2 separate regions of the Homo sapiens genome follow, and region 2 is linked to region 1. A link is an interaction called in ENCODE POLR2A ChIA-PET data of the cell type or tissue named here. Cell type or tissue: endothelial cell of umbilical vein. All regions are shown on one strand. Links, peaks and the distances in the headings refer to the core of each region. The heading gives the core; the rest is flanking DNA.

The links. ChIA-PET counts read pairs that join two places held together with the same protein. Peaks named below come from ENCODE experiments on the same cell type or tissue, not always from the same donor. Only the 100,000 strongest peaks of a DNase experiment are listed, where the experiment ranks them.
Region 2: POLR2A ChIA-PET joins it to region 1 with 6 read pairs; 2 of 35 experiments call an interaction of 5 or more read pairs at or near these places.

Annotation. Positions count from the first base shown.
Region 1 is chr2:159,546,518-159,551,904 of GRCh38, reverse strand. The region is part of intron 2 of BAZ2B (bromodomain adjacent to zinc finger domain 2B); the gene reads left to right. Among named protein-coding and RNA genes, the nearest start is that of BAZ2B-AS1, 66 kb to the left of the region's middle. In endothelial cell of umbilical vein, for the core only: no CTCF peak of the experiment used is centred there; a DNase peak (open chromatin) is centred at 2,424; H3K27ac peaks cover 872 bases.
Region 2 is chr2:159,874,739-159,880,125 of GRCh38, reverse strand. LY75-CD302 (LY75-CD302 readthrough) reads left to right here. Exons shown (of 38, transcript NM_001198760.1): 9 at 757-867; 10 at 1,405-1,493; 11 at 1,633-1,802; 12 at 4,483-4,682. It overlaps LY75 (lymphocyte antigen 75), which reads left to right. Exons shown (of 35, transcript NM_002349.4): 9 at 757-867; 10 at 1,405-1,493; 11 at 1,633-1,802; 12 at 4,483-4,682. Among named protein-coding and RNA genes, the nearest start is that of LY75, 27 kb to the left of the region's middle. In endothelial cell of umbilical vein, for the core only: no CTCF peak of the experiment used is centred there; no DNase peak of the experiment used is centred there.

The DNA.
Region 1 (5,387 bases), core at 295-5,294:
TAAACATTGCTCATAAAGCACTTAGCACAAAAGATGGCACATACTACACTTTTCTTACCCTCATCATACTCATCAATATCTGTAAAGTTACTTGTCTAAAATTACATGATTTGAGAACTTGGACTAACCTGACTTTGCTTTATCCTGTTAGAATTTTTACTGTTCTGTTTTGTGATCAGTTCTTACTTGATTAAAGGTGTCTAAATAGCATTTATAGAAAGTATAATAAAATAATTCAGAGGTTATTTTCTTAAATCTCCCTTAATCCTCTGTCTTCTCTGAGCGTATTTTTGCAGTTGCATTTACATGCAGTCTTGTTTATATGTAATTTCATTATTATAGTGGCTATATTTTATCTTCAGATATTCTTATTTAATATTTTACTGTATATTTAATAATCTGTCCTAAGGCAACTTTTTTTTTTTTTTTTTTTTTTTTGAGTCTGAGTCTCACTGTCACCCAGGCTGGAGTGCAGTGGTGTAGTCTTGGCCCACTGCCAGGTTCACCTCCCGGGTTCACACCATTCTCCTGCCTCAGCCTCCTGAGTAGGTGGGACTACAGGTTTCCGCCACCACGCCCAGCTAATTTTTTGTATTTTTAGTAGAGACGGGGTTTCACCATGTTAGCCAGGATGGTTTTGATCTCCTGACTTCGTGATCCGCCCACCTCGGCCTCCCAAAGTGCTGGGATTATAGGCGTGAGCCACCGTGCCCGGCCGGCAACCTTTTAAATAAAGTGGCTTTTTCTGTTTTTATTAAAATTTCTTGCCTGGGCACAGTGGCTCTCACTCCTGTAATACCAGCACTTTGGGAGCCCAACAGGGGGGATTGCTTGAGCCCTGGAGTTAAAGACCAACCTGGGCAATATAGTGAGACTTTGTCTCTACAAAATAATAAACAAAATCAGCTAGGCATGGTGGCTCAAGCCTGTAGTCCCAGCTACTCGGGAAGCTGAGGTGGAAGGATTGCTTGAGTCCAGGAGTTCAAGGCTGCAGTAAGCCAAGATTGTACCATTGTACTCCAGCCTAGGCTACAGAGGAAGACCTTGCCTCAAAAAAATTTTTTTTTCTATTTTTCTCTTTGGTAATTTTATTATGAATATTACTTAAATTTTGTAGAGATACACCTCTCCCAATAGTAATACTTAATAATTGAGATGTAGAAGGAATTGCTGTATAACTTTATAGTGTACATACTGTCAGAAATACTGGTGTTAGCTAGTAAATTTAAAATGTCAGGTACCTACCACAGAGAAGATATAACCAAGTATGGCATGATTGATAGTTGTCCCTAATACTGGTTTTCCCCCTCTTCTAATTTTTTTTCCGGTATATCACTACCTAGAATAAAAACATCATTTCCCCAGTCTCCCTTGCAGCTAGGTATAGTAATCTGGCTAAATTTTGGCAAGAGATATATAGGCAGAAGTAGTGTGTGCAACTTTCAGGATGTATCCTTAAAGGAATGGGTGCACATCCTCTTTTTCGCCCCCTTCCTCCTTGCTGGCTGAATTGTGAGCATAATTGGACTGTGAGTGGAAACCCTATACTGAGAATGGGTAAAGCAGCAGTAAGAAAGAAAATCCTTACTAACATGATGTTACACTGTCCCTACTGGCCTGCCTATCCCTGGATTTCTTTGACATGACAGAGATAAAATTCTGTATTGTATGAGCCATTCACTTTTGGGCTTTCTGTCACTCCTGGCCAAAACTAATCCTGATACACCAAGCTAGCTTGATGAAGAATGTTTATGCCATTGTGGCCGGATGCGGTGGCTCACGCCTTTTTTAATCCCAGGACTTTGGGAGGCTGAGGTGGGTGGATCAGGCAGAGGTGGGCAGATCACTTGTCTGGAGTTTTGAGACCAGCTTGGCCGACATGGCAAAACCCCATCTCTACTAAAAATACAAAAATTCGCCAGGCGTGGTGGCACATGCCTGTAGTTCCAGCTACTCAGGAGGCTGAGGCAGGAGAATTGCTTGAACTCGGGAGGCGGAGGTTGCAGTGAGCTGAGATTGCACCACTGCACTCCAGCCTGGGCTACACAGCAAGACTCTGTATCAAAAAAAAAAAAAAAAAGAAAGAAAAAAGTTTATGCCAGTGTGAAAATGTCTTTTTTTTTTTTTTTTAAACATCTCACTTGTTTTATTTGAACTCTACTGTCTCCATGGTTTAAGTCAAGCTTGTCCAACCTGTGGCCTGTGGGCCACATGCAGCCCAGGACAGCTATCAGTGCATCCTAACACAAATTTGGAAACTTTATCAAAACATTATGAGATTTTTTTTGTGATTTTTGTTTTTTAGCTCATCAGCTATCGTTCGTGTTACTGTATTTTATGTGTGGTTCAACACAATCCCTCTTCATCCAGTGTAGCCCGGGGAAGCCAAAAGATGAGACAGCTCTGGAAGTTTTAGGAGAAGAATGGAAAGGGAAATGATTCATTCTGTCTAGCACAGGGGATCAAGAAACGTTTGCAGAGGAGTGAGACACGTGGTCTAGACTTTGAAGTATAATGTAGAAGAGAGTCTAGAAAGAGGAAATAGGCATATAGACTTGAAAGAACATATGTTCAGAGACATGTAAATGTTTTAGTTTTAGTTGTTTGTTTGTTTGTTTGTTTTTGAGACAGAGTCTCGTTCTGTTGCCCAGGCTGGAGTGCAGTGGTGCAATCTCGGCTCACTGCAGCCTCCGCCTCCCAGGTTCAAGCAGTTCTCCTGCCTCAGCCTCCTGAGTAGCTGGGGTTTCAGGCACATGCCACCATGCCTGGCTAATTTTTCTATTTTTAGTAGAGATGAGGTTTCGCCATGTTGCTTAGGCTGGTCTCGAACTCTTGACCTCAACTAATCTGCCTGCCTCGGCCTCCCATAAGTGCTGGGATTACAGGCGTGAGCCACCGCGCCCGGCCTTAGTTTAACGTTGTTGAAATATAACATTTGAGGAAGTAAATGAGCCTAATGTTCAGCTCTTATAGGAATTTATAAACTAAAAACTTTGGTAAGTGCTAGATACCTAGTGATGAGTTATTTTAATGTAAATTTAATATTATTTATTGCTTTTCCATTAAATTTTAGTGGGGTTTTTCTTTGGTTATGTTTTTATTTTTAGAAACAGGGTCTTGCTCAGTCACCCAGGCTGGACTACAGTGGCACAATCATAGCTCACTGGAACCTCAAACTCCTGGCCTCAAGCAATCCTTCCACCTAGGCCTCCCAAAGCATGGAAGTTACAGGTGTGAGCCACTGTACTTGACTATCATTAAATATTTTTAATTTTGATAATATATTTTGATACATGTGTTGAGGAATGAAGAACAAAGCTAATATTTATTTATCCACTGATTTTTTAAGATGCTAGGTACTTATTTGAAACTTTAACAATTTTAAAAGATATATCATTACATTCTACAGATGCCCAAACTGAGACTTGGAAAGGTCAAATATCTTTCCTAGTGTGTTGTAAGTGATAGTTAAGTCATTATCTGAAAAGTGCAAAAAATAGTCATTTCCAGAACAAGTTTACTATGTACTATCTGACCTTTATTTTTCACTTTTCTAATACCAAAAGTAGAGTTATAGTCAATTTTAAAATATCTTTAGTAAAATATAATAACAGTGATAAAACTGGAAGTGAAAATCTTTTTAAGAATTTCCATATTTTATAGCAAGTGACAAATCTAAAGGTGTTAAAATTTTAAAATGTAGTACAGTAACGTTATAAAATACATCCTAAACATTTTGTTTTCTAGAGTCTGAATATTTTGAACAGTATCTTCAAAATTAGTATGTAGCAGCCATTTCAGTTACTTCATGTAAATCTATTTCCCATTGCTATTCCTAAATGTATATTTGGATGAAAGAAACCCTCTCTTTACCTCTACTGCATTTTCTCAGAAGTTGTACTGTTTTAACATTTAACAATTAATGGAGCTAAAAGCATGCATGATGTTCTCTGTATGAGTGGCTGCATATATAAATAACACCATGCTGCACAGATATAAGTTTAGCTTCTTTTGAACAAGTCAAAATGTGTAATGTTACACAATCCCTTGATTTAAAGATAGATTCTGATTTATCAGAAAATTCTAAATGAGCTACTGTTTAATAAATCTGTCTTAAAAAAAGAAACTTTTACAGATCTAGGAATAATTATGGAAACATCAGAGAATATAAAATAAAAACCAGTTTTCTGCTGTGGTTTGATGTTTTCTTATTGTAATCAGCAGTGTCTAGCATATAGACTAGGTAAATATTTCCTGAATTAAGGTGACTTGAAATTTAATATGGCTAGTAAATTGTTTTCTTCCACTCACACTTTGTAGAACACCAATGCACACTTCTGCTGTGAGATATAAGAAATGCTAGTCAGGGAGTGGATAAAATATAACTGTAGTCTGCAGAAACTAGAGATGAGAAAATGGGTGTTGTACACTGAGTTATGGGTTTATGATATTTGACCTCTTTGTTCTTTTTATATAAATATACACAGAAAAAACCATGGAGGAGAAAGAATTTTGACAAAAATGGAAAATTTTTTTTGTTGTATAGCATCAAAAGTTTGCGAGTCATGAATGTTAAAAAAGTTTAACTAATACAAATATTCCTGAAGCTGTCCTTATGTGAATGCATTTTTAAATGCATTTTTAAAACATTACATCCATAGCTACATTTGCATCAGAATGTAAGATAGTATGTGTAAACTTTACAACATGCAAAGTATGCTGTTTATTTTGCAAATAGCACATCTCATGCTTGCAATTTTATTCTCTGATTTTCTTTCTCCTCAAGAGAAACCCCTCAACTTTTGTTCATAAAATTTACGATTTTTGTCTCCTCACTCCCCTTACCACTGAATATTTCCTGTGTGTCTTTTTTTCTAAACTCTAGTAGCTTTATATTTTCAGTGTCATCTTTATGGAAAGGAAATTTCAGAAAACGTAGACACTTGGCACTAAACTCAAATGTCACAGTTCATTTCAAATGTTACCTCCTCCATAAAACCTTTGGATCCTTTTCATTTGGAATTAATCTCCCTATCATTTCTGCCTTTCAGATTTGTTATTTCTGTTATGGCAATTTACTTCAACACAGGGGTACATGGACCTGAGTGTGCAAATATATTCTCCACAGGGAGAAAGAGGGCTAAAATTTCAATGTTAATATAAAATAAATCAGTATGAGCATATTCTTAGATCATGTGGTATGCCATGCCTACCTTACAACCAGTTACTACCATGTATTTTCAGGGCTATGATTATGTTTAATTATGTTAGTCTAATGAGAAAAGAACAAAAATAGATTTAATATTGTAAATGGTTCACTTGTATTAAGTGAAAGCCTGATGACATCAGAGTGAACTAAAAGTTTTGCAGTCATTTGAGTAGAAACA
Region 2 (5,387 bases), core at 51-5,050, 330 kb before region 1:
AATATTATGTGTATTTAAAAGAAGTTTAGAAAGGTGTCACATTTGATGCTCTATTTAAAAGGACATCCAACATGTCTTTAGAAGAACATCAGAAATGGAAAAGTGTTCCCATGGGCAAGAGTGAATTGATGGCATACCTAGACAGCATTCCAATGTTCAAAACTGACCCTTATCACAATCGACTTATTAGAATTTAATTCAAACAAAGCAAAGTGACGTAGTCAATTAAGCAAATTAATGTTAAGTAGCATATATGAAAGAGAGAATTTTGAAGTCCAGATTGAAGTAGAGTTGAAAGAAACTTTTGACCTAGAATTCATGGAGAATAGCTATTTTAGCCACCATCATCATTTTACACGTGAGGAAACCGAGAAAGGGAGGTTGATGATGTACCTAAAAGTTTCAAACTTTGGCTATGCCATTCTAGTCTAGAAGACTAGAATGCTGGAACTGTGGGCTGAGTTCTTCTCTCTTCAACTTTTATACTAAGTGTGCTTTGATGGTTTTATTGCTACTCTTATAAGAAAATGAAATTTATCCACACTGTGACCTGGAGGTGATGCTGAGGTAACTGGCTGTGAGCCATCACTTTGCAGGCCTGTTGAGTAGCATTTTCTAGGAGTGTGTTCTCACATTTGATAATTCACTTATATTCATTTCTCTCTCTCTGTCTCTGTCATAGTTTTTGTGAGTTCAGTTCTGAATATGCGGTAAATAATTTCCTTTCCAAGCAAATGTTTTTGTCTCCTTTCAAAGCTAGGTCAGTGGAAAGTCCAATCATGTGAGGAGAAACTAAAATATGTATGCAAGAGAAAGGGAGAAAAACTGAATGACGCAAGTTCTGATAAGATGTGTCCTCCAGATGAGGTAGGTAAAATCCCTATGTAAATTTTCTCAAGCAGTATTACAACTTCTTGGTTAGAAATGGTAGCTGAGACTTAAATAACTCAGACTTATAAAATAGAGGAAACTACTAGCTTCTGTTCATTTAAGTTAGAACAAGCCAGAAGGCAGTGAGTCATAGCATATTGGCCTTCTTACAGAAGCAGAAACTTGAAAATTTCTATAAATATTTGTAGAATTACTATCCTCAAGGCTGATGTCTTTACTTCCCCCACTAATATCAATATTCAAAAATAATTCATCCAGTGAATATTATACTCTTATGATGAGCCAGCCACCCATATGAGAAGTAACCCATACTTTTTGTCTGACACAGGCCCACAGTCTTGTGGAGGTTATCTGTGAAATTGCATCCCACCCTCATCACATGTATGATTTCAATAGCCATGTCCTCAATTTCCACAAGTTCTAAGACGTTATCAATGTAGCAGAAACATGCTTGCCAGACGGGACACCATCAAGTCTGGAAAAGAGTTTGACAATATTTTTCCTCTGACTTAGGGCTGGAAGAGACATGGAGAAACCTGTTACAAGATTTATGAGGATGAGGTCCCTTTTGGAACAAACTGCAATCTGACTATCACTAGCAGGTGTGACCATCAGTAAACTTGTACTCATAAACTTTCAACTCTGAATTCTTTTGCCAAACAGTCTTCCTAAGTAAAAGGTGCATCTTCAAATAGAGTCAATCATTGTGAAACACTTGCCAATTTGATTCTCCTTTTGTAGATTTGAGCAAGAATACCTAAATGATTTGATGAAAAAGTATGATAAATCTCTAAGAAAATACTTCTGGACTGGCCTGAGAGATGTAGATTCTTGTGGAGAGTATAACTGGGCAACTGTTGGTGGAAGAAGGCGGGCTGTAACCTTTTCCAACTGGAATTTTCTTGAGCCAGGTGAGTGTCTTAATCTTTGAAGTAGTAGTATACTGTGACTAGTGAAAGGCAGCACTCCTCCCAAAGATGTTCCTCACTTACTTTTGAAATGTGAGGGACATGATGATCTTCAGGATTGGAGTCTATCTATGGAACCATAAATAGAAGCAGTGGCTATGTCTTCCCTATTATGTCCTTGGGAATAATCCAATGAAAGAAATTCAAAAACTTAGTTCTCCCAAACCACCATCTAATGGCTCAGAGCTAGAAGCACCAGTGTGAGTTTTTAAAATCTTTTCCATGTAAATCTCAAATAGAATCTAGAAGCTCCCGTGTGAGGCTCTTTACATTTTCATCTCTCTGCTTCTTAACCTATTTTCAAAACTGAATGTGTTTTCTTCCATTATTCTCAATGGGTAAGAATTATGGAGGCTATCTTGTATTATTTATTTTGTTTTTGTTTTTGTTTTTGTTTTGAGATGGGGTCTCACTCTGTTGCCCAGGCTGGAATGCAGTGGTGTGATCTCGGCTCACTGCAACCTCTGCCTCCCAGGTTCAAGTGATTCTTCTGCCTCAGCCTCCCAAGTAGCTGGGATTACAGGTGCATGCCAACATGCCCAGCTACTTTTTGTATTTCTGTAGAGATGGGGTTTTAACATGTTGGCCAGGCTGGTCTCGATCTCCTGACCCCAAGTAATCCATCTGCCTCAGCCTCCCAAAGTGCTGGGATTACAGGTGTGAGCCACTGTGCCTGGCTTCTTATTTATTTTGAAAGTTATTTCCTCTTTCTCCAACCAGCCTAAAGCATTGACCATAATTTGCCATAGAATCAGAACACTTAAGCCGGAAAGGACCTCAGAAATACTTTTAGAGTTAAGAAAACAGAGACTTTAAAAGGTGATTTACTTGACAAAGATCATCTGGTTATTGAATTAATGAAATCCAGAGTTCCTGATTTTTAAGCCAGTGGCTTTGAATAAGACAGCAGTATAAAGCATTCTACTTTTCACCCTGTGAATTATTTATATTTTATTGTGTTGGTCTAATGTGATCATGAAGACTATTTTTTATAACACAGAGATTGGAAAATATGAGCTTACAATTGAACATGTTATTTGAAATAGAAAATGCCCACAAAAGTTAGGACACATGGTCATCACCATCAACATGAGTGATGTTGCTAGTAACAAAGTCATCCTTTTATGTCTGAAAAAGATAGAGTATACAGATGTTGATCCTGGTTAAATCTCAGATTAAGAACACTCTAATGGATAAAGCACATAGATTTCTTTTTTTCTTTTTCTTTTTTCTTTTTTTTTTTTTTTTTTTTTTTTTGAGATGGAGTTTCGCTCCTCTTGCCCAGGCTGGAGTGCAATGGCTCGATCTCGGCTCACTGTAACCTCTGCCTCCCGTGTACAAACAATTCTCCTGCCTCAGCCTCCCAAGTAGCTGGGATTACAGGCACCTGCCACCATGCCCAGCTAATTTTTTTTGTATTTTTAGTAGAGACGGAGTTTCACCATTTTGGCCAGGCTGGTCTCGAACTCCTGACCTCAGGTGATCTACCCACCTCAGCCTCCGAAAGTGCTGGGATTACAGGCGTGAGCCACCGTGCCTGGCCAGATTTGTTTTATAGACACTAAGAGTAAAGGTGACGTTCTTGATAACTAAGTCTTGGTGGTTGGAGAGGTGCTTGGGAAGTAGCTACCATGACTACTTCCTCCATTCTATGACCAGAAAGGCTATGTGAAGCTCTCTTTACCATTATTGCACCCATCCTCAGCCAACTTGGTCTATCATGGGCACACCGTGGATAGAAGGACTGAACAGGGAAAAATAGCACACCCATTCAGGGTAGCAAGGCAATTATTTTTCCCAGTTTCTTATTCCTCTTGCTGTTTGTGTATATGAGACTATGTGGCTTCTCTGTTTGGTGGGATAGAAGTTGTCCTATTACTTTTCAGTATATGTAACTCTTCTTGTCTTTTACCTGCTTCAGGCAGTGTGATGTAATGGAAAATGGAACATGATGTTTTGTCAGACAAATCTGGTTTCAACCCCAACTCTACCATTCACTAACTCTGACTGTGGGCAAGTTACTTAGTCTTCATTTACAAAATGGAACTGATAATTCAAACTACCTTTTAATACTGTTATGAATACATAAAATTATGACTGTCATAAAATTAACGGTAAACAAATGTATGTTACCACATACCTCCTTCTACCTTTATTGTACCAGCTTTTCCTTTGGATCAGAATCTGGGAGAGTTGTGTTTTGAGGTTAACTAAGTTTCTTAAAAACTGCTCAAAGTTTTTAAGCTAATTTGAACCACTATCCTAAGCAGCAGTAGTATTTAGGGTACAGCTCTAGAAACAGACCACCTGGGCACAAATCCTGGGGCAACCACTTACTAATTCTATGACCTTGAACAAGTCACTTCATTCTCACTGTACCTCAAATTATGACAATAGAATCCCCCCATAGGTTTGTTATGAGGATTAATCTTTTTCAAAAAGTACTTTACAAATAATAAACACCTGTCATTATTATTCTGAACAACATATTTCTTTCCTCTCTTTGTTCCATTTTTTTTTTATTCTCTCTCCCCAACTTGGCTGAAGTAAAGAGTAGAAACACTAGAAAATGTTTGAACTTTAACGTTTTAATTTTTAATTGAGCTTTCCACTTCAATCCCAGCTTCCCCGGGCGGCTGCGTGGCTATGTCTACTGGAAAGTCTGTTGGAAAGTGGGAGGTGAAGGACTGCAGAAGCTTCAAAGCACTTTCAATTTGCAAGAAAATGAGTGGACCCCTTGGGCCTGAAGAAGCATCCCCTAAGCCTGATGACCCCTGTCCTGAAGGCTGGCAGAGTTTCCCCGCAAGTCTTTCTTGTTATAAGGTAAAGTGACATTCTCATTCTATCCTTCAATGAAGTTATTTTTCCACTACCCTTGTTCATGTCCTTGTACAAATTATGCTCTTCTCCATAGTACTATGTAACCTAACTAAAGTGCTCTGGAGCACAGAGTCCTTGGCAGGGCATCGCTGAACCTCTGGTGTGAGGTGCCTCAGCCCCACACCCTGCACGTGTCCTACCTGAAAGGGCAGGCCCAAAGCCAGAAGTGGCTCCACCCCAAGGTCTTTTTTTCCCAGTAAGTTGGTGTACTATATGCCATACTGCCACTATGCCTATGATCCTCATATTCCTCTAATTCTTGTTGTCAAATTAACAGCTCCAGCACTCCTAATAATGTAAAAAAAGTGTATATATATTTACACTTTTACAAACATATATATATTTGTGTGTATATATACAAATATATATATTTATATATACAATATATATATTTATAAACATATTTACAATATATATATTATAAATATATTTATAAATATATTTACAATATATATATTTATAAATATATTTATAAAATATATATGTTTATATATTTACAAAATATATATGTATATATATTTACAAAATATATATATATTTACATATATTTACAAAATATATATATTTACATAAATTTACAAAATATATATATTTACATATATTTACAAAATATATATATTTACATATATTTACAAAATATATATATTT